Linked DNA regions of Homo sapiens: region 1 is linked to region 2. Evidence: chromatin loops called from intact Hi-C (ENCODE). Cell type or tissue: ascending aorta. All regions are shown on one strand. Each heading gives the region's core, and the rest is flanking DNA. Links, peaks and the distances in the headings are about the cores only.

What was found. A loop is a pair of places that touch in the nucleus more often than their neighbours do. Peaks named below come from ENCODE experiments on the same cell type or tissue, not always from the same donor. Only the 100,000 strongest peaks of a DNase experiment are listed, where the experiment ranks them.
Region 1: it touches region 2 in a loop (3-fold over the local background); 6 of 110 quality-filtered maps call a loop at or near these places.

What each region holds. Positions count from the first base shown.
Region 1 is chr7:22,251,272-22,263,555 of GRCh38, forward strand. All of the region lies in intron 7 of RAPGEF5 (Rap guanine nucleotide exchange factor 5), which reads right to left. Among named protein-coding and RNA genes, the nearest start is that of RAPGEF5, 100 kb to the right of the region's middle. In ascending aorta, for the core only: a CTCF peak has its summit at 5,688; no DNase peak of the experiment used is centred there; H3K4me3 peaks cover 431 bases.
Region 2 is chr7:22,479,082-22,491,365 of GRCh38, forward strand. The region is part of intron 4 of STEAP1B (STEAP family member 1B); the gene reads right to left. Among named protein-coding and RNA genes, the nearest start is that of STEAP1B, 15 kb to the right of the region's middle. In ascending aorta, for the core only: a CTCF peak has its summit at 9,986 (motif pointing left); a DNase peak (open chromatin) is centred at 9,970.

The sequences.
Region 1 (12,284 bases), core at 4,231-6,730, 230 kb before region 2:
GCCACCCCCCCAGCAACCACTCACGTACCCTCCAGTGCAAACCTTTATTTACCCAAATACACAGAATTTGTCAGATACAGCGTTATAAGTGGATGCATGTCCTGTTTAGGGCACCTGGTAATTAGCATAATGGCCTCTTGGGCCCTGCCTCAGAATGCTGGGTGGCATGTATCACAGATTCATCTGGGAAGCAGCTTCCACTAACCAGGGAACCAAGGACAAAGGAGCTGGCAGGCTTCAGGGGAGTAGCTGCCCAGTCAACAGTGTATTAAGGACAGCCATTAGTTGCCACAATCAGTTAATTAGCTCAACAAATGCAAAACCTAAATCATTAAATAAAGTGGCCCTGATTGCACTGCTGACTTCTGATTTGGTATCACTAACCCAGCAGGGTGAGAATGAGGTAGTTCCACAAAAAATAAAAACCTGTCCACATTGGGAAAATGATATAGGATGGGATTTCATTTTCATGAAAGTTGAGCCCTGCCAGGAAGTTTCATTGACAAAAAAAAAAAAAAAAAAAAAAAAGTGGAGGTGCCAGGGAGACCTCTGTGTTTATGCTTTGAAATTTAAATTAATTTAAATATAAATTGCTCTCCCCTTTTGTCATTATGAGAAGGAAATAAAATGTGGGTTTCAGATCTCTGGTGTGTAAATGGTCATTAACTTTCATTTGACCTTGGGTACAGAACTAATATTGGATTTATGCACAGGGTACACTCATTATGCTCATCTAGTTTCCTCACAAAAAACATGTTCCCAGGAGCTGCAATGCTGGAAGCTGCTTCTTAGCTCTCAACTAGAAAACTTGATTCTCTCTTTAATGCCTCTCCCCCGCCTTACACCCACCTCTCTGCTCAATGTCTCAGGAAACTGTTTCTCCAGGCTTAGCAATGTGTATAAAACATGTGCAAGAAGAAGTAGGACTCTGAAGAGCTTAAAATCATTGTCCTGGACCACACAAGACCAGACAGTAACCTGCTCTGGGCAACGTCACCTTACTGGCACCATCAGTGTTCAGTTCTTCCCAGGATCAAATTCCCTACAATAGGAACAAGCTTCCACTTACAGCAATTCAATTAGCTTTGTCTACTAAGTGTTACACAGCTTGACTGAAGTGCCCCAAGTATTTTTGAAAACCAAGACCTCAAAAACCTTGGATTCTGGAGTATGCGCTGCTGTAGTTATAATTATTCACCTCCTTGGCAAATCTGTTTCATTTACTATCTTAATGGGCATGACCATATTGAAGGATTAAAAAGAAAATCATCTTGCCTTGCTTTCTGATTTTCTTAATTCTAAACAATTCTCAGGGTTAAAGGAATCTAACTTCTTATACTCACTACTCTCAGATCTCCTGCTCATCAGGAGAAATCTGTGAAAAGGGCTATTTTCTTTTATAGTATGCCATTGAATGGTTATTTATCATTTCGACTTAATAGCTCTAATTACAAAAGATAGTGTCATGGGACTTTTTTTAAAGGCAATTTTCTTTGTATCCCAGTGGGAGAGTTAGAAAAAATTTACAAAGCATCTGCTGAATGCATTTTCAATTATTCCTGGGCTTTACCAGTGCTATTACTTTCTTGATTGTAAGAATTTTACATTTTCAAATATGCTTTAACTTTACAATGCATTAAGAATTACTGTTTTAAGATTCTTATGATGGTTTTATCTCACTTAAAAAAAAAAGAAAGATACAACCCATCAAACATTGAATTGATCACTGCTCAACAAGAACATGCACTGGTGGAGACAGGACGTGAATATACAAAATTTGTCAGCAAGCAGGGACAGAAGAACGATCTCTGGAAATGTTAGAACAATGAGTTATTATAGCACTGGAGAAGGAGACAGATTTTACAAACTTCAACAATCAGCATGGTGTTAGGCAAAGCTCTCTCTTTTGGGGAAAACATCCTAGGAATCATCAATCAATTAGGAAGACAAGAATGTTGTGTTGATTATTTTAGGGGAAAACACATGACACTTCTTTCCTCTTGGCTGACAAATGCTAAACAACACATTCAGCGGGGTTATCAGACAATCGGTGTTGGCCTGTGCTGACCAGAAATGAGAGTGATGGGCGCTGCTGGACACAGTATCGAGGATGTGGCAAAAGAAAAGAAAAGGACAGAAACAAACCATCTGGAAAAATCAATTCTGAGAGGATCCTGGTCCATCCTTTGAGAGGCTGTGAAAGTCTTGGGAAATGTACGTGGTTGAAAATACCACCAAAAAATAAGCATAAACTTTTAATTACTTAAATACAGCCAACAGACTCCTCTTATAACGTAGCATTTTTTAGCGTAAACACTCTTTATTAGAACACTCAGCAATTAGATGGAAAGAAGATCAAAAGGAGAGCATTCAAAATAATATCTCTATAGCTTTTTAAGATAACTTAAATTTCTTCCAAAAAAATTAAACACATATTATCAGAAAGGTAAAGGAAATCTGAGATGACAATAATTATATTAAGCAAGTCAGCCTGTCTTTGCTGACCCTAATTTTATTACTAACATCCATTCTAAAATCCCATTTGTCATGCATTCTCCTAAATATTAGCTATGTATTTACCAAAGGATCAAGGTAAAGTCTAATATGGTGCTACGTTAAAAGAAGAACCTGTCAACTAAAAATAAAAAGTAAAAATTTATAAGACCATAAAAGCAGAAGCTATTCCACAGGTATAAAGGTTATTTTTTTCTTCTACACATGAAAAAGGGAAAGCCTTATTTATACTGTTAAAAATATTCTATCATCAATTTCATTTCTTGTGACAAAGCAATATGAATATCTTGTCTTTGGAATATTCTGCTCCAAAGTAGAATATGCCTTTTCACTGGTGTCCAGTTTCAAACCTCACAAATGCCTCGCATGGTGAGTCCTGCTAACATGTGACTGCTCCCAATATTACATACATATACTTGAAAAGGGGGCTTAAAACCTCTAAGTTTTCCAAAATCGTGTTACTGGTGATGTGATTGTTACTCACAGTAGATCTGGAAAGCTGGGACTTTAGACAAAGGGTAATCAAAAGAAAAAAAAAAAAGGCCGGGCATGGTGGCTTACACCTGTAATCCCAGCGCTTTGGGAGGACGAGGCGGGCGGATCACCTGAGGTGGGATGTTTGAGACCAGCCTGACCAAGGTGGAGAAACCCCGTCTCTACTGAAAAAAAAAAATTAGCCAGGTGTGGTGACACATGCCTGTAATCCCAGTTACTTGGGAGGCTGAGGCAGGAGAATCGCTTGAACTCAGGAGGCAGAGGTTGCAGTGAGCTGAGATCGCGCCATTGCACTCCAGCCTGGGTGACAAGAGCAAAACTCCGTCTCAAAAAAAAAAAAAAAAAAAAAATCAAACCCCTCAGATTGTCTCATAGAGCAGTCCTCAACCTTTCTGGCACCAGGGACCAGTTTCACGGAAGACAATTTTTCCATGGACTTGGAGAGGAAGGGGGAGATGGGATGGTTTTGGGATAAAATTGTTCCACCTCAGATCATCAGGCACTAGATTATCATAAGGAGCACGCAACCTAGATCCCTTGCATGTGCAGTTCACAACAGGGGTCGCGCACCTGTGAAAATCGAATGCTGCCACTGATCTGACAGGTGGTGGAACTCAGCGGGTAATGCTTGCTTGCTGCCACTCACCTCCTACTGTGCAGCCCAGTTCCCAATATGCCACGGACAGGCACCAAACCATCGACCAGAGATTGGGGACCCCGAGTCTAACAGGTCCACCTTGATTACCAGATCCTGGGGTTTCCTACTTGAATGTTTTACCTGGAGTTCACTGTCATGGCAAATAAGAGTTAGCAGGTTGTTGAAACCATATGCCCACCCCAAATGCCTATTTAAGCTTGAATACAGGATTATAAGGTCATATAGGATACATTCTTTGAACATAGGAATCAAAGATGTATCCTATATGATCTTAGAAAAAACAATTTAACGTAAAACATTGGCTTCTCTCTTATCCGTTCTAGCCTCTTAAAAATAATAATGTTTTTAAAAGCTAAACACAATAAGCTAGCTGGGCACCATGGCTCACATCTGTAATCCCAGCACTTTGAGAGGTCAAGGCGGGAGGACTGCTTGAGCCCAGGAGCTTGAGACCAGCCTGGGCAACATAGCAAGACCCTATTTCTACCAAAAAAAAAATTAAAAATTATCTGGGCATGGTGGCACATGACTGTAGTCCCAGTGACTTGGGAGGCTGAGGTGGGAGGATCACCTGACTCTGGGAGGTAGATTGCAGTGAGCCATGATCACACCACTGCACCCCAGCCTGGGTGACAGAATGAGACTGTCTCAAAACAAAACCAAAACCAAAACCAAAAACACAATAGGCTAAACCATTTTATACACTTTGATATATCATATATATTGTAATATCTTAGTAAAATATTTTGGTACATGAAGAACACTTTAACCTGAATTCCTGGCTGGTTTATCCTAGAAAGAGAGAAAAAATGTTATTACCCACAACTTGAAGAGTTTATGAGTTTTCAATTCATTCCTTTCAATTTCCAGGAACAAAAGCAGAATAAGAATGCCTTTTCACAAGTTACATATTTACTCTCATTATCTTGAAAATTACTAATCAAGAGTGGGAGTGTGGCTGGAAATGCCAGAGACCAGGTGTTGGAAAACCTGAGTCTGCATTCTGCCTGCAGACTTTCTAGCCTGTGTGAGTCTCAGGGTGGCACCTCCTCTCTAAATCTTGTGATTGAGACAGTGCAAACAATTCCTTCTGGGGTGATCACATTACTCTTGCCTGCCCAGCAGCCATTCTCCCCTCTGCTGGTGTTCTTTGTAGAGCCATGTATTTTGCTTGTGTGGGGTTGACTTGACCTGTCTACTTCCCCCTGCCATTCTCCTGCTGCTCCAGAGGTGGGCACTTCATCCTTCCAACAAGATCGCTTAGCAAAGCTTCTTTTGGGGCTATCAGGACAATCCCTCGCTGAGACTGTTAAACTCTACAGAGTCCTTGAGGCAAAAAATTCCCTTTTTGGTTTTCAGTTAGTTTTTCTGTCACATGCACCTAAAATAATCCTGAATAAAATAGTCCCAAGGTTGTGACTGAGGTGAATGAATGTAAAAAGTGAAAACATTGTTAGAACAGGATTTTTAAATATTAGAGCTGGAAGGAATCACTGAGGTTACCAAATTTTACGCCAGCCCCTGCAAGATACAAATTGAAATCACAAAGCCGAGGTCGCAAAGACACGTAATGACAAAAATAAAACAGAGCCTGGAGGTCCTTCTTTCCTTTTCAAACTTTAAAATCCCAGATACTTTAGTTTTAAAACACTTAACTAGCTATGGGCTAAGGACAGAGAGTGAAATTTAAACACTGCCAAGGAGATTTACCACTATGAGATTTCTGGCTTTCCAGAAATAGAAGCCCACCATGGCACAAATTTCATATGATCTAAAGATAATGAGAGCTAAAAGTGCTTTGGATTCCCTGGAAAAGGGAAGTAACACATCTCCCAAGACACTAATGAGCCAACATTAGCAGGAGAATAAGCAATCCAACAACGAGAAAGAAGTGCAAGGATATCTGTGCAAATTTCTGCAAATCTTATGAAGCCTTAAAATGCTATTCACATCCACTAAGGTTCGCTCTTAGGGTAGAAAACTGTTCAAAGGCACATCCTAATGGCCTTTTAGAAAATTACAACAAATAGATTTTTTACTAAGCTTACAGCCTTTAATTATTCATAAAACCTACACTGATTGGCAGTTACTTTTATTTCTGTTTGTACAGTGGGCTGAAACTAAAAATTTTTTACATTAATGCTCATTTTAATAACCTCTTGCAGTTAGACAGAAATCCGGCAGGACCACCTGTGCCCTAATTAACAGTTTTACTACAAGACATAAGATAGTAGGGTAATCAATTCCTTCTGTCAAGCTCCAGATGTGCCAGCTATCATTTTAAATACTTTTTTATTTGATGTATATTAGCTTATTTTTCTTCTCCTTTAAAAAGTATTCAATAGTTTTAAAAATAAGAAGCATACATAGAAAACACCATTCTGCAGCTGGAACTCTACTTAATTAAGGCCATGCTTAATGGTTCTGCGTTTGATCACCTCCTAAAATCACAATAAGAAGTTTACCTTTCTCTGACAGTCACTGACTCATTAATGCATTCTATTTATGAAACATATGCTATGATTTTAAAACAGCAGGGGCCATACTTGTCCTTGCTCACTATTGTATCCTGTGTCTTACACTGCATTCAGCTTATAGTTTGTGCCCAGCTAGGGTTTGATAAAGGAACAAATGAATACAATACCTATGACTTAGGCTCTTTTGTACCTTGCCATTGTTCCTTCACATCCACACTCAATGCCAACTCAAGCATTGAGAATGCACAGTGAATCAGTCAGGTATCTCTAATATTTCCATATTTGAATTCTTTGAATACAGTAATATATATCTTGTTGGTTATTTTTACCCCTAGATTGTTTCCCAAATGTATTGTAGTTCAGGGTGGGGAGGGGTTGTAAGAAAGAAATGTCTTTGTTTTTTCCTAATACAATCTTCTTCATTTATATTGCTCTTCTAATCAGAAAACATTATATTTAATTAAAGTCAGGGGCAAAATAAGAATGACAACTATCATTGATATTATTCAAACTTATACTGCAAGGCTCTAATGAAATATTATAATATGGGAAAAAAGGAATTATATGCATTGGTAAACATAGACAAAACAGTCATCATTGACAGATGATGAATTTGTCCATGTGGAAAATCCAAGATAATTTTTAAGGAAGCTATTAGAACTCATTGGAGTTCAACAATTTTAAGGGACACAAAATCGAAAATTCTCATACAACAAAAAAAGAGCCAACTAGAAGAGATAATAGATGTAGATACAGATAAACTGATTCTGAAGTTTTTATGGAGAGAGAAAAAACTGAGAATAGTCAACACAAGATTGAAAGCGAAGAACAAAGTTGGAAGGCAGACACTACCCAATTTCAATACTTAACGTAAAGGTACAGCAATCAAGACAGTGTGGTATTGTTGAAAGAATAGACAAACAGGCCAGGTACGGTGGCTCACGCCTGTAATCCCAGCACTTTGGGAGGCCGAGGCAGGCAAATCACCTGAGGTTGGGAGTTCGAGACCAGCCTGACCAACATGGAGAAACCCTGTCTCTACTAAAAATACAAAATTAGCTGGGCATGGTGGCACCTGCATGCCTGCAATCCCAGCTACTCAGGAGGCTGAGGCAGGAGAATCACTTGAACCGGGGAGGCAGAGGTTGTGGTGAGCCAAGATCGCGCCATTGCACTCCAGCCTGGGCAACAAGAGCGAAACTCCGTCTCAAAAAAAAAAAAAAAAAAAAAAAAAGAATAGACAAATAGATCAATGGAACAGAATAGAGAGCCCATAAATAGACCCAAATATAGTCAATTGATCTTTGACAAGGAGCAAAGGCAATATAATAGGGAAAAGACTGTCTTTTCAACAAGTGGTTCAGAAACAACTGGATATCCACATGCAAAAGATAAAATAAAATAAAAATAGAACCTAGACACAGACATTACACCCTTGAAAATGAACTCAAAATGGGCCCCAGACCTACATGTAAAATGTGAAATTATAAAACTCCTAGACTATAACATAGGAGAAAATCTAGATGACCTTAGATTTGGTGATGACTTTGTAAATATAAAACCGAAGGCATGACTCATGCGAGAAAAAATTGATAAGCTAGACTTCATTAAAATAAAAACATTTCTGTTTTGCAAAGACACTTAAGAAAATAAAAAGGCAAGCTATGGAGAGAAAATATTTTACAAAAGACATATCTGATAAAGAACTGTTATCCAAAATATACAAAGAACTCAAACTCAACAATAAGAAAACATACCAATTAAAAAATGAGCAAAAGACCTGAACACATACCTCAACGAAGAAGACATACAATAAGCACATGAAAAGATGCTCAACATCATATGTCATTAGGGAATTGTGAATGAAAACAAAGAGATATCACTACACATCTATTAAAAGGGCCTACTAGAATGGCCAAAATCTAGAACACTGACTACATCAAATGCTGGTGAGGATGTGGAGCAAGAGGACCTCTCAATTATGCTGGTAAGAATGCAAAATAGTATAGCCACTTTGGAAGACAACTTGGTAGTTTCTAATAAAATTTAACATACTCTTAACACATGATCTAGCAATCAAACTCCTTGGTACTTACCCAAAAGAGATGAAAATTTACATTCACACAAAAATCTGCATATCCAAAGCTTTATTCATAATTGCCAAAACTTGAAAACAACCAAGATGTCTTTCAGTAAGTAAATGGATAAACTGGTTCATCCAGACAGTGGAATATTATGCAGCACTAAAAACCAAGGAGCTCTGAAACCGTGAAAAGATTCTGAATGCATATTACTAAGTGAAAGAAGCCAGTCTGAAAAGGCTACGTATTGTACGATTCCAACCATATGACATTATGGAAAAGACAACAACTACGGAGAGAGTAAAAAGATTAATGGTTGTCTCGAACTCCTGACCTCGTGATCCACCCACCTTGGCCTCCCAAAGCGCTAGGATTACAGGCGTGAGCCACCACGCCCAGCCCAACATGGTGAAACCCCGTCTACTGAAAATACAAAAATTACCCGGGTGTGGTGGCAGGTGCCTGTAATCCCAGCTACTTGGGAGGCTGAGGCAGGAGAATCGTTTGAAATCGGAAGGCAGAGGTTGCAGTGAGTGGAGATCGTGCCACTGCACTCACTTCAGTCTGGGCAACAAGAGCAAAAACTCCGTCTCAAAAAAAAAAAAAATTAATGGTTGTAGTGGGTTAGAGGAACATAGAGTTGAATAAGTGGAGCACACAGGATTTTTTAGGGCAGTAAAACTACTCTGTATGACACTATAATGGTGGATACATGTCATTATACATTTCTCCAAACCCATAGAATGTACAACATCAAGAGTGAGCCCTAAACTATGGACTTTGGGTGATAACCACATGTCAATGGAGGTTCCGTTATTGTAAAAAACGTAACATTCCAAACCAGAGTGGGATGCTGATAGTGGAGAGACTGTACATGTGTGGGGCAGGAGGTATAAAGCAACTCTCTGCACTTTGTATTCAATTTTGCTATGAACCTAAAACTGCTCTAAAAAATAAAGTCTATCAAAAAAAAAGAGAAATTTCATTAAAGAAAAAGACTGAGGAACCATCACACAATGCAGAAATTAGGACCAGTAAAAAAAAAAAAAAAGATATTACAAAAAATAGTTCATTTACAACAGTAATCAAAACTACAAGGTACCTAAAAATACATCAAACAAAAATGTCGACTTGTACAGGGAAAGATACCCTATATTCATTGATAGAAACACATTATCTCAAAAATATCTGATTTATATAATAATCTATAAGGTAAATACACATTTAAAAAATCCCTATAGAGACTTTCATGGAACTTGACAAATTAAAACTTTGAAGAGAACAAGAAAAGTAAGAAGAGACTTGCCTTACCCACCCAATGCCCCACTCTCCCCTGAAGTCTTATTATAAAGCATTGGTAATTAAAACAGGATAGTGTAGGCACAAGGAAAGGTAAATAGATCAGTGGAACACAGAGACCAGAAATAAATCCAAGCACAGCATATATATAAACTTCATATATAATGGAGTAAGCATTATAGATCAGTGAGCAAAGAATTCAATGAATGCTAATAGGGTAACTGGCTTAACATAAGGAAAACATTTTGATTTCCACATCACACCATATACATAAAATTAATTCCAGAGGACTTAAAGTCCTAAACGTGAAAAACAAAACCTTAACGCTGTCCACAGCTAGCTATTCCACATTTAGTAATTTATTATGAGGAAATAATTGGAAAAGGGCACAAAGAGATATATACAAAAATATACATTCAGGTTCTTCTATTATTATTTACAATGGAAAAAAAACTAAAAACCTAAATGTACAACCGAGAATTAAACTGCTAGTATATACAATTAATAAAAATGATGTAAAACTATATTACTGATATAAAATTTAGGCTGGGTGCAGGAAGCCAAGGTGAGAGGATCACCACGTACCTTGAGCTCAGGAGTTTAAGACCAGCCTGAACAACAAAGCAAAACCCCTCTCTACCAAAAATAAAAAAATAAAAAAAATTAGGTAGGTGTGGTGGCACATGCCTGCATGTAGCCCCAGCTACTCAGGAAGCTGAAGTAGGAAGACTGCTTGAGCCTGGGAGGTCAAAGCTGCAGTGAGCAGTGAGCTGTGAGCTGTGACTGCGCCACTGCACTCCGGCCTAGGCAACAGAGTGAGACCCTGTCTCAAAAATAATAACGATAATATTAATCCTATAAAAATGGATTTTACATATAGCTACAGTAATCAATATTGTAGTATTGATGGATACCAATGGAATCTGTTCAATGGAACAGAACAAAGAACTCAGAAATACTCCCATACAAATACGCCCACATGACTTTTGACAAAGGTGCAAAAGGAAAGATGGTCTTTCCAACAAATGGTGCTGAGGTGACTGAACATTCATAGGCCAAAAAAAAAAAGAGAAACTTGACCTAAGTCTCATACCTTATATCAAAACTAACTCAAAAGTGATCATGGACTTAAATGTAAAACATAAAACTAAAACTTTCAGGGGAAGAAAAGGCATAGAAAATAATTGGACTCTAGAGCTAGGTAAATAGTTCTTTGATTTAACCCCAAAGCATTAAAAGACTCATTAAAAATTAATAAATTGGACTTTATCAAAATTAAAACCCTTTGATCTGTGAAAGACTCGTTGAGAGGATGAAAAAGACAAGCTACAGACTAGAAGAAAATATTTGCCAACCAGTCCTTATCAACAAAGGACTACTACCTAGAATACATAAAGAACTCTCAAAACTCAACTATAAAAAACAAAAAAAAAGCAATTCAATTAAAAAATGGGCAAAAGGCATCAACAAACAATTCACCAAAAACAACATCCAGATGGCAAATAAGCACTTGAGAAGATCAACATCATTAGCCATCAGGGAAACGCAAATAAAAATGACGAAAAGGTATCACTATACGCCTATCAGAATGGCTAAAATTAAAAATAATAATAATAATGATACCAAATGCTGGCAAGGACGCAGGGAATCTGAGAGACTTTGGAGCACTTACACATGGCTAGTGAGAATGTAAAAATGGCACAGCTACTGTGAAAGATAGTTTAGCTGTTTCTCAAAAAACTAAACATAAACATAGAACACAGCAATTGTACTCCTGAGTATTTATTCCAGAGAAATGAAGATAGGCTCACATATACAAAAAACCCTAAATAGGAATGTTTGTAGTAGCTTCATTCAAAATAGCCAAAGAACTGGAAACAACCCAGATGTCCTTCAATTGGTGGATGGTTAAAAGTATTATGGTACATTCATGCCACGGAACACTATTCAGCAATGAAAAAGAAAGCACTCAGCCTGAGCAACGTAGTGAGACCTTGTCTCTACAAAAAATAAACAAAATTAGCTAGGTGTACTGGTGTGCATCTGTAGTCCCAGCCACTCAGGAGACTGAGGTGGGAAGATTGCTTTAGACTTCCTTGGTCAAGGCTGTAGTGAGCCGGTATCGTGCCACTGCACTGCAGCCTGGGTGACAGAGTGAGACCCTGTCTCAAAACAAACAAACAAACAAAAACAAGGAAAAAGCTATTGATATATCCAACAACCTGAATGAAGCTTCAGAAAATCATGCCATGTGAAAAGAGCCCATTTCAATAGGTTACATACTGTCTGATTCTATTTATATAATATTTTTGAAATGACAGAAATAGAGAACAGATTAGTGATTGCCAGGAATTAAGAAGAGAAAAGAGGTAGTGGAAAGTCAGTGTAGCTATAAAGGAGCAACATGAGGGATCGCTGTGTTGATGAAAATGTTAATGTTCTGGTTGTGATACCATACTGTAGTTTTGCAAAATGTTATCATTGGGGTAATTTGCATAAAAGATACTCTGGATCTGTCTGTATTATTTATTACAATTGTGTGCAAATCTAAAGTTATCTCAAAAGAGCACATATAAGATGATCCTTTTATTAAATCAGCAGCATATTAATATATAATATATCATATCTGCATATTAATTTTAAAAATTTGGTGGCTGGGTGTGGTGGCTTACGCCTATAATCCCAGCAGTTTGGGAGACAGAGACGGGTGGATCACCTGAGGTCAAGAGTTCAAAACCAACCTGGCCAACATGGCGAAAC
Region 2 (12,284 bases), core at 8,789-11,288:
GGCAATTTGATTTCAAGAAAATAAAGACATTTCTTCACACCCAAGGAGAAATGAAGTCATCCATCCTACATTATTACTATCATTTCCACCCAGAAATAACTAAGTCCTGGGGCTTGCTGGGTGGGACTGAATCATAAACCAGGGTGGGGAATGGGGGAGAGGTAGATGGAAGAAACAAAAGGAGATAGGGGTAGGGGGCAAAACGTGATGCCGGCGCTGCAAGGAGGCAGTGCATTTGCCCACTCGAGAATCCTCGCTGCCTGCCCTTAACAGAATCACATTATGCTGCATAGTATTTTACAATTTGCAGCTCGTTAATAGCCTGTGAACTCTAATAACTAATTCTTTCTGCTAGGTAAGTAGAAAAGAAGACAGACTTTATTCATTACATTATTATCCTTGTAGAGTAACCTCCCATGGAGCAGGCAAGTAGGCGAAACAACTTGCTGGCTGGCCAATCTTTTATGTGTAACTTGCTGACTTCAGACTCCCCTAGTTGCCCACATACTAACTGTAAGCCTCCTGAGGCTCTGAGGCATCAACCTCTCTCCCCCTAGAGTGGCGTTGTGCAAGACAGTAGCCACTAGTCATGTGTGGCTTTTTTTTTTTTTTTTTTTTTCTGAGATAGACTCCCACTCTGTTACCCAGGCTGAAGTACAGTGGTGTGATCTTGGCCCAGTGCAGCCTCCACCTCCCGGATTTAAGTGATTCTCCTGCCTCAGACTCCTGAGTAGCTGGGGTTACAGGCACACACCGGCGACGCCCAGCCGATTTCAGTATTTTTAGTAGAGATGGGATTTTGTCATGTTGGGCAGGCTAGTCTTGAACTCCTGGCCTCAGCTCTTTATATTATAAAATGATTAGAATTAAAATTTAAAGATTCTCTCCTCACCCACACAAGCCACTTTTCCAGTGCTCAGGAGCCACCCTGGGCTAGTGTCAACCCTGCTGGGCAGAGCAGACAGAGGACATCTCCATCACTGCAGCAAGTTCTGTCATACAGTGTTGTTCTAGAAAGGAAGGTTATTGAATGGACATCTAGAAAAGCATTTTAAATGACTACTTTTTTGGTTGTTGTAAGCAACAACTTATTTTATACTTACAAAACAAGAACAAACCTTATCCTGTTCCAAATCCTACAGAATCGTAAACAGGGTCATAATTGTACATATCATTCTCGGCTAAAGGTAAAAAGTGAGGTCTTCCCACATACACAGCATTTTTCTTTCTTTTGAAAGCTTTAAGTGATTTGCTTCCTGAGGACCAACACTATTCTGAGACTGTAGTCACAGTCTGTGAGCGGCAGCGCCTTGTATCAAGATGTGGTTATTCCACAAAGGCGACAAGAATGTGAGGACACACGCTCAAGGTGGGTACTGACAATGCCCGGCTGCCAAGATGGATTAAATTTATGGCAATTTACAGCTCACCCCAGGGAGACTCAGTCTGCAAAAGCTCAGAGACAGGGAAAGTTGCCATAAGGATGCAGGTAATGAAAGCATTAAGCTATCCACTCTATTGAGAAAAATGGCTCCAGGCTGAATTTTCCAGGCACACTGTCTATACCAAACAATTATCCCAATCATGCTATGGTGTTTCCCTCCGTTTTCCCAGTGCTGATGTGCCTTTAGGTGCAGCGGGTTTGTTGCTGCTATGTTTGGGCTTCAGGGTATGATGCTATCTCCCGTCAGAAACCATGATCTTTACTAGGTGCCAGCTACAGCATGCCTACACAGACTTCTAGAAGCAGCAGGGCCAGAACAGAAGCACTTAAGCCCCATACTCAAGAAACAGAAGCCTGGCGCAGGTCCAGCTCTCTGTCCATGGGACCACAATGAGTCTTTCACAGTGCATGCCTTGCTTGTACAAGGGCAATTGTCTCTGAGGTTATGTTCATAATGGTTACCACTTAGGTGTTCACTAACAGGCTCAGTGTTAAGCACTCAATGTGCAGAATGCCACAGATACATCCAAAGGCTCTGTGAGGGGAGGTCACTGGATGTCCTCGTTTCACAGTAATGTAAACCACTTAGGTGATACCTCAAGCTGGTGCAAGTAGTGGCTGACCTTGAATCCAGGTGATGTGACCGCCGCTATGGGTTTCTGTGGGTCCCTTGGCCCAAGGTCCTGTCAATTCACATATACACCTGTCCAGCCCACCCAGCCTTAGCTTCCCCATTTACATTTAATGGTGAAGAGCACAGACCTCTGGAGCCAGACTACCTGTATTCAAATCTGAGCTCTGCCATTACTACCTGTGTGCCTTTAGCTAACCCCTGGGTGCCTGAGGACCCTGGCCTTTTGCTGGCCCTCTTCTTACAGAAGAGAAAGCAGACCCCAGAGCCAGTTTCTCTTCTGTAAGGGAAGCCTGGAGGCTGGTTTTACCTCTACAAGAAGAGAATGGTATTGATGCCTGGCATCACCTGAGAGCTGTCAGAAATGCAGAGTATCAGGCCCCACCGTAGTCCAACAGAGTCAGAACCTGTATTTTAACAAGATCCCTGCGTTGGTTTGCACATTAGAGTTTGAAAAGCACCATCTGATGGCAGAAAATAGTGCCCTGTGATGAATTATTTTGTAAAACACACAAGACTCACGTAACGGTCTACTTTATAAAGCCAGACATATCACAGGTCTACATTTCAGTGCACTTAGAGGGCTATGCCATTGCAGGTGCTCCCCAGATGAACACAGTCACGTAAAGCCAGAGGATTGTGTTGAAAGACAAGGAAATGAAACTAAATCATTGCTCTTAGGACTAAAGTCAATGAGGTAACATTAGCAGCGGTTTCCTGTAATCCTTGAGGGTGGGGAGGAAGCATCCTGTAAGTAAAACAAAGTCTGTTGGCACGTGTTTCCATGAAGATTCATGCCTAATTAAGTAAAACCCACGAAAGCCGGAATCCTGCTCTGGGGAGACTGGGTGGCCACTGTGTTCTCTCTGGAAACTGACTGCTCCCCACAGGGGCCAGGCAGAGCCATGTCTGGGTCTGGTCCTCAGATTCCCAGAGTCCTGCTTGCAAGGGTAGCTGAGTACAGGCATCTCACCAAGTAGCTTTGAACAAAGGGGACTGAGTGGCTCGAACTGTCTTCCTTTCCTGCCCACCACCTCCCACTTTCTGAAAGGGTTCCCAGAAGCAGAGCTTGAGACTGGGCTTCGTGTTCCAATGATTTACTGGGGGTATGCTCTCAGGAGAAGGGGCACACATAGATTTGCCAGATAAAATAGAGGATGCCCTATTAAATTTAAGTTTTAGATAACCAACGAATAATTCTTAGCACAAGTATGGCCTAAGTTGTTTATGGGTCATATTTATACAAAAAATTTTGTTGGCTATCTGAAGTTTAACTGGATTTAGTTATGTTGGTTTGCTAAGTCTGGTAGCCCTGGGAAGAAGGATAGGCAGAGAGGAGAGCTAAGGAGATCTCCCAGCCAGAGCCCAGGATCCCAGCATTGTACAGTGCACCATAGTAGACCCACAATGGGGCCAGCAGCCTGGCGTTCTGTATTCCTGTGCCATTCAGTCACTGGCCAATCTGCCCCCCAGGCACATAGGGGGAGGCAGATGCTGTTCATGGGCAAAGGAAGTGAGTGGATCCCATTTGGCCAAGGGCAATTCTCCAGAGAATGAGAGCAGCTGGAAGCTGCAGACAGCCAATATTCAATCAGAGTGGGGCCTCTCTGGGGTCAGCTCTGACAGTTGTGGATGCTGTCATCCACAACCTCTCCCCACCCTACACACACTCCTACTAGCAATCCTCAGGCCTTTCATAAGTCAACAGCAGTTTATGAGTGGCTTTGAACTGGGGAGACATCCCTGGATCTTGTCTCAGGTCCCTGGGAATAGATTTGTAAGTAGGGCTTCCAAAAATAAAATGAGGTGCACCTTGTCCATTGACTGCCAGATCTGTGCCGCCAGCACATCATCCCACCAACTTTGGTTTGCTCTGGGTATTTCTGAGAGCTGGATGGGGCATTTTCTTTCCATGCTTCTAGGACAGTCTTTGTTTCACCAGGATGGAAAAGGGGTAGGGAGAGAAGTTTTGGCCCACGTCACCTTCTTCCAAGCAGAACAAACTGTCTAGGAAAAAATGTCAACCGACTCTATACCTCACACTGAGGATACAGGACAAAATTAACCCTACTCATTCTGTCATCTGGGAGAAAAAGTCACCTTAGAAAAGAAAAAAAAAATCGCCAGTGTTTTGTTTTGCTATGTTTAACAGATCGTTATTCCACATATGGATGAGGGGTACAGGCATACGTTCATTTTTACTCAGATTACAAAAACAGGAAACGTGGAAGTTGCCTATGGGCATGACTCAAGGGGCACTGAGCTGGCCTTTCTGTCCCCAACACAGGCATTCCTCGTTTTCTGCTACAAGTATTGCATTTTGTTTTTGGTTTTGTTTTTTTAACAAATTGGATGTTTGTGGCAAGCCTCTGTCAAGCAAGTCTATTAGTGTCATTTTCTCAACAACATGTGCTCACTTCATGTCTTGTCGCATTTTGGTGATTCAATATTTCAAAATTTTTCATTATCATTATTGTATCTGTGATGGTGATCTGTCATCAGTGATCTTTGATGTTACTACCGTAATTGTTTTGGGATACCACAACTCTGCCTTTCACTTAAAGGCTGAGAGGCTATTTAGGGTTACTAACTGGCCTAATTTCAGTGTTGGATCTTGGAATAGGGAGAGGCAGAGAGACACGAAATGGCTGGTCGGTGGAGCAGTCAGAACAAACATTTATTAAGTTCACTGTCTCATACAGGTGTGATTCATGGTGTCCCCAGTTACAATAGTAACAAAGATCACTCAAAGTTTGTTAGAAGATCAAACTAGCCACTACATTCTCTTAAGCCAAAGCCTAATCCAGAGCAAGGCCCTAAAGTTCTTCAGGTCTGTGAAAGCTGAGAGAGGTGAGGAAGCTGCAGAAAAGCTGGCAGCTACCAGGTTGGTTCATGAGGTTTAACAAAAAATGCCATCTCCATAACGTAGAAGTGCAAGGTGAAGCAGCAAGTACTGATGGAGAAGCTGTAGTGAGTTACTCAGAATATCTAGCTAGGATCATTGAAGCAGGTGGCTACACTAAGCAGAATTTCAATGTAGACAAAAATAGCCCTCTTGGAAGATGCCATCTAGGAGAAGTTCATGCCTGCCTCCAAAGCTACAAAGGACAGGCTGATTCTTGTTAGGGGTTAATGCAGCTGGTGACTGTAAGTGGAAGCGAATGCACATTTATCATTCTGAAAATCCTGGGGTCCTTCAGAATTATGCTAAATCTACTCAGCCTGTGCTCTAGACATGGCACAAAACCTGGATGACAACACATCTGTTTACAGCATGATTTACTGCACATTTTAAGCCCACTGTTGAGACCTACTGCTCATAATAAAGATGTCTTTCAAAATATTACCCTCATTGACAATGCACCTGGTCACCCAAGAGCTCAGATGGAGATGCAAGGAGACGAATGTTTTGTTTTGTTTTGTTTTTCACACCTGCTAATACCATATTCATTCTGCAGCCCATAAATCAAGGAGTCATTTCAACTTTCAAGTCTTATTTTTTGAAGTATATTTTATAAGGCCAGAGATGCCATAGGTAATGATTCCTCTTAATGGATCTGGGCAAAGTCAATTGAGAATCTTCTGGAAAGATTTACCATTTTAGATGCCATTAAAAATATTTGTGATTTGTGGAAAGAAATCAACATTATCAACATTCATAGGAGTTTAGAAGAAGTTGATTCCAGTCCTCATGGATGACTTTGAGGGGTTCAAGACTTCAGTGGAAAAAGTCAATGCAGATGTATAGAAATAGCAGCAAGAGAACTGGAATTCTGAGTACAGCCTGAAGCTGTGACTGAGTTGCTGCAATTTCATGATAAAACTTGAACAAGTGAGGAGTTGCTTTTCATAGATGATCAAAGAAAGTGGTTTCTTGAGATGAAATCTATTCCTGGAGAAGACGCTGTGAAGATTGTTACAATGACAAAAGATTTAGAATATCACATAAACTTAGCTGATGAAGCAGTAGCAGGATCTGAGAGGATTGATTCCAATTCTTAAAGAAATTCTACTGTGGGTAAAATGCCATCAAACAGCATCACATGCCACAGAGAAATCTTTCCTGAAAGGAAGAGCCCATTGATGTGGCAAACTTCATTACTGTCTTATTTTAAGAAATTGCCACAGCCACCTAGCCTTTAGCAACCTCCACCCTAATCAGTCAGCAGCCATCAACATTGAAGCAAGACCTCCACCAGCAAAAAGATGACTCACTGAAAGCTCAGATGATTATCAGCATTTTTTTAGCAATAAAGTATTTTAAATTAAGATATGTACATTTTTTAGACATGATGTTATTGTACACTTAATAGACTATAGTGTAGTATGAACAACTTTTTTATTTTTTTAGAGATAGGTTCTCACTCTGTTGCTAAGGCTAGAGTGCAGTGGCATGATCATAGCTCACTGCAGCCTCAAACTCCTGACTTCAAATGATTCTCTCACCTTGGCCTCCCAAATAGCTAAATATAACTTTTATATGCACTGGGAAACAAAAAAATCATGCAACTCACTTTATTCCAATAGCCTGGAAACAAACTAGCAATATGTCCAAGGTATGCCTGTATATTTCTCTACATAGTTTGCGTGAAATTCCACCATGAGAAATTCCTTCAAGTCAGTGATTCTGAACTGGAGATGAGTCTGCCTCTGGCTTCCCCTTGTTAAAATAGATTGCTGAGCCCAACCCAGAGTTTGATTCAAGAGGAACCCAAGAACTGTATTTCTAACAGGTTTCCAGAGGATGCTGATGCTGCTGGTTTGGGGACTCCACTTTAAGAACCACCGGTTAAGAGGCCTGAATGAGATAATACACGTACACAGCTATTAGTATACTGCCTGGCATACGTAAGCCTGCCACACTCAGTGGTTCTCAAACTCGGTTGCACATTAAGATTACCTGGAGAGCTTATAAAAATCCCAGTGCCCATTCTGCACCTCAGACCAATTACAGCAGAATCCCAGGGGCAAGGGCACACATCGTTGCTTTTTGAAGCTCCCCAGGTGATTTCATTGTACAGTCATGGCTTAGAGGCACTGCCTTAGAGGTGGTTTAGAGAGAAAGTCGCTTGCGTTCACAGAACACTAATTTCTAACAGCCGCTGAAGGAAACTGACTAGAAAGGACCAGACATCCCATTGGCACTGTGGAGTATAGTTCTGTGTCTGGAAGGCCAAATAAACCTGCCTGGCCTTTCATGAAAGGACCAAAGCCAGAGGCAGAATACAGTTTAAGAGAGTTATTGCAAACAAGGCCCTGAGGCCTTTGCTTCTACTTCATCCTCCTTTGCACCTCCTCTGAACCAGCCTGGCTTTGTCGCCTTAAACTTCCTCCTATGCCAACCCTCTCAGAGGGATTCCTAAATGCTCCCTTCTCCAGGCCTCACCCACTCACTTTTCTGCAGTCTACAGCTTGATTCTTCCCTCCTGAAGTGATACTTGTTTTCAGAAAAGCCCCTCTGGTCCTGACCAGTTCTCATCTTCTCCTGTGCCTGTCCCTCTACCTCAGGCAATCTCCACATCCCTTCCTGCCCACCTTTCACCCTGCCAAGGGGTCATCCTGCTAAACCACATGTCAACTGCCCTCACTCCCTCTCAGGCAAGTCCTTCAGGGGCTCCCTCCCTTCCTTTCTAGCCACACTGGCCACTAGCCCTTCCTGGTGGATCCTGTTTCAGGGCCTTCACTCAGGCTGCCCTGGGGATGATGACATCCCACACTCTCGGACTCCTGGCTCAGCCTTCTCAGCTCACTCAGTGCTTTCCCCAGGAAGGTGTCCGTAAAGCTGTACTCCCCACCCTAAAGGCCAGGGTATGATGAAGGCTGTCACTATAAATGTTAAGAGACATCCTAACAAGTATTGCTTTGTCTTTTCACATAGATAGAGGAAGGAAGGAAACAAAGGGTGAAAAGCCTTCTTGGTAACAAGAAACTACCATTTATTTACAGAGTCACCATTATTTCTTCCTCAGCCATGTGGGTATAAAAATGAGGACACAGCCAGGTGCAGTGGCTCATGCCTGAAATCCCAGCACTTTAGGAGACCAAGGCAGAAGGATCGCTTGAGCCCAGGAGTTTGGGGCTGCAGTGAGCTGTGATCGCACCACTGTACTCCAGCCTGGGTGACAGACCAAGACCCTGTTTCTAAACAATAAAAACATAAAGATGAGGACATGATCTCTGCTCTCAGAAATTTACATCTGATTCACTGGAGAGTTTTCTAAAATGTCACCATGATCACAGGTCTAACCCTAATGACAAAAACCAAGACTTGATAGTTAGATAAAAGGTTTCAGTTACATGAGTATTTGTTTGAAAAAAAAATGTCTTGCAAAGGCCTAGAAATTAAAACACATGCCGGGCGCGTTGGCTCATGCCTGTAATCCCAGCATTTTAGGACGCCGAGGATGGCGGGGGCGGGGGGGTGCATCACCTGAGGTCGGGAGTTCAAGACCAGCCTGACCAACGTGGAGAAACCCTGTCTCTACTAAAATTATAAAATTAGCCAGGCATGGTGATGCATGCCTGTAATCCCAGGCACTCTGGAGGCTGAGGCAGGGGAAATCACTTGAACCTGGGAGGCGGAGGTTACGATGAACCAAGATCGCACCATTGCACTCCAGCCTAGGCAACAAGAGCAAAACTCCACCCAAAAAAAAAAAAAAAAAAGAAAAAAGAAAAAAAAAAATCCACACATAGATTTACTATATTGCCTTTCCAAAAGAGAAAAGAATACAAGTAAAATATAAAACTGAGCAAATTATATTAGCATCTGTATCTCTGAATAATTGAAATCAGGACTGCCCCCAGAAAACCCCATCCACCCCATAATAAAGGGTGACTGGCATTCTAACCCATTTGTGAGGTTGAGAATCTGAAAAGTGACTACTCCCCACACGCCACCCCAGAAACTGCTGTGGCTGCACATACCTCCAACCACATCTGAAACAGGTGGCCAGGCTATTGTCCCAGTCCTCCGAGTCCCTTCTCTCCTGGCCCTTGACTCCACCCCCTCCCAAGGAGCAACTGCCCCATCCACATGGCCTCCAGGACCTGTTAGCCTGGGCACATGCTGTTTCCTCTTCTTCCCTGCCCCACCTATCCTTCCCACAGTGTGGCAGAGGATACCTTCCCAGATTTCCTGCGGGAGCCCTGCATTCTGTGTTTGGGGAAGGAGAAGAGGAAGGGCTTTATCATCTGAGCCACAACCTTTAACAACATACCTCCCTCCCATCTGTCAGTCTATGAGCCAGAAGAAGGCGAGTGCCCTTGCCCTACCTAGTCACCCTCGAGGCTGAGTGCCCAGGGACAGTGGGAATCAGAAGGGCTTGAATAAGTGGACCCCACCCTCATCCTCACCCATGCTGTGTTGCACTGTGGCCTTCTTTCAAAGTGAAAAAGTCAACTCTGAAATGCAGACCCAGTGGGGAATTTAAAACAAACACCTCAGCCCTAACAAAAGGGAAGATGGAAACAAAAGTTCTTGGTAGGTTCTGCCATGTTTTCACAGGAGCCACATCACTACAGATGATAATTCCAACAGCCCCTTGAGAGGAAACCACTGCTGACTGGCACCCAGCAGGCAGAAGCAGTCAGGGGACATATGCAATTGCAGACCTGAACCGCACAGACCTTGTCCCTTACACCCCAGTCATGCAGCCCTCAGTTTTCTAGCCTTTGAGCCAGTGCACATGAAGGTGGAGGCTGAGAAGGCTCTTAGAAATAAGCCAGGAAGGTCTTACATCTTGCCACGGACAAGTCCCCACGTAGATCAAATTGTTGAAGAAGCCATAAAAATGACTAGGAGTTGCAAAGACCGGATGCAGTACCCTTGGATAAGTTCTCTTCTACCCAAGGCTTTTTACTGGGAATGAAGAGTCACAGAGCAGGCAACAGCGACACCTGCTGTTCAGAATAGATTCAAACCAGGCAGGGAGAAACCAGAAACCCGAGTTCTCGCCATAGAGGCAGCATCGCCTGCACGTGACTTCACAAAAGAACATAAGACCTAGGGTCTGTCCTCCTATTGATTGTTTTGGGAGTCCTCATTTACCTGGTACAAGTAAGGAAGACACTGTCCTAGCTAATAATGTAACTAGTAGTTACAACATTCATGGACCATGAGTTTTCAGAGAACATAATACGGTCAAAGCACCATACTTAAACAGTACTATATTAAATGGACTCCCCTTAGCAATAGAAAAAGGTATAAGACCCTCAAGAAACATAGTTGATATGTCTGATAATTGGGCACCATTATGGGTTGAATTCTGTCCTCCAAAAAGATGTTGAAGTCATAAGCCCAAGTACCTGTGACTGTGACCTTACTGGGAGATAGGGTCTTTGCAGATGATCAAGTTCACCTGAAGTCATCAGGGTGTGCCCCAAGCCCACAGGACTGGTTTCCTTATAAAAAGGAGAATTTTGGACACAGAGACGGACAGGCACACAGGTGAACAGCATGTGACCGTGAAGGCAGAGACTGGGGCTGCATTGCATCTAGGAATGCTGAAGATTGTCAGCAATCACTAGAAGCCAGGAGACAGACCTGGAACAGGCTCTCCCTCACAGCCCTCAAAAGGCAATGCGGGCTCTTTTTTGGTTCCATATGAAGTTTAGAGCAGTTTTTTCCAATTCTGTGAAGAAAGTCATTGGTAGCTTGATGGGAATGTCATTGAATCTATAAATTACCTTGGGCAGTATGGCCATTTTCATGATATTGATTCCTCCTATCCGTATATCTGGGTTATTTTATAATCAGGAAAAAAGCACTAAATGTGAATAAAAGTGCTGAATTATTTTAGTTATAATGTTACCTTTCATGGTCCAGCCTCTGAAGTGCTTGAATTCTATACTTCCTATTCATGATCTGACTTTGAGCTTTATTAATTCCATTCCAAGCTATGCGTAATTTCTATTCCAAAAGAATGTTTTCTATCTTTTTGAAAACAATCCAAAAGATCTTTTTCGATTTATCTTTTTCTTCAAAATTATTTTAGTGATTTTATTTTATTTTTAGAAAACTTTTTTTTAAAAAACTGACAATTATATCTCAATTTGGTATTAAAACACTATTTTCCTGGTGCTTGAAAACTCAAAAATCTCCATTGTCTATAGTATAAAATACAGAATTTTAAAGCTTTTCTCTAGTGTATTTCCAAATTGCCTACCTTATTTTACTTATTATGCCTCTATGTAAGCCCTCTTTTTCTATCCTATTGGCCTAGAATATGTCATTTTTAGTCCTGTCTCTTGTGGGACTCTACTAAATGGTCCATGTTTACTAAATGATCCATTGGTTAGATCCGTTTCCTTTTGAAACCTTTCCTGAGCTTTCCAAACTCAAAAAAACTCTACCTTCTGTAATTATTTATGACACATTATTATTCTCTTGGAACATGCATACTATTTTGTATTACCGTCCTTTCTAGGGTAACTTCTGGATGATTTTGTATATGCACAACACCTAGGAGTGTTTATCCACAATACTTGGAAGCGTCTTACATATTTGGTAAGGTTGTAATGATGGGTGGGCTCATTTCACTTAGACTACATGCCAATAGTCTACCTGAGAGTGTTCCCGTTCTTTCATGAAGAAAGTAGTGTGTATTTCCTTTTGGCAGAGGCATCCTTGCCAGCAAGATACTAGGAGTACACATTTCTACCAGGAAAGCAAAATACAGACTGGAAGCCAAAAGTCAAGGAATTCTGGCCAAAGATGTAAAGAGCCAAATTCTCTCAGAAATGGTTTCCTAGAAGTAATTTGTGCTGACTATGCTTCAGTTCAAACAAACTCCTTTAAGAGCAAAATAGCAGTACGTGATATATCTAACCATTGTAGATAGCTATCTTGAAGTAGGAGTATATAACTGTTGGTTAAAATAATCTAGATTATTGCTTCAGCAATTCCGTTCATTTTGAAAAGTAGCAACTCATTTTCTGCAGATATGTAGTAGTAAGTGCACATCGTTTTAGAATTGGAGTATCTTTCTAATTACTGAACAGCTCTTGTCTGGTGTGGACTTTGGTTGAAGCTAGTGTGTTGAAGGTTTCTTTTTAAAACTGAGTGCCATAGTATAGTGACACTAATATCTATATTCATATCTATAATTATCCAGATATATAATAAATGTTTATTAAATGCAAGCTATGTCTCTCACAGGATGAAAAGAAATATAAGCCATTGTCCTTGCCTTTAAGAAGTTTGCAGTA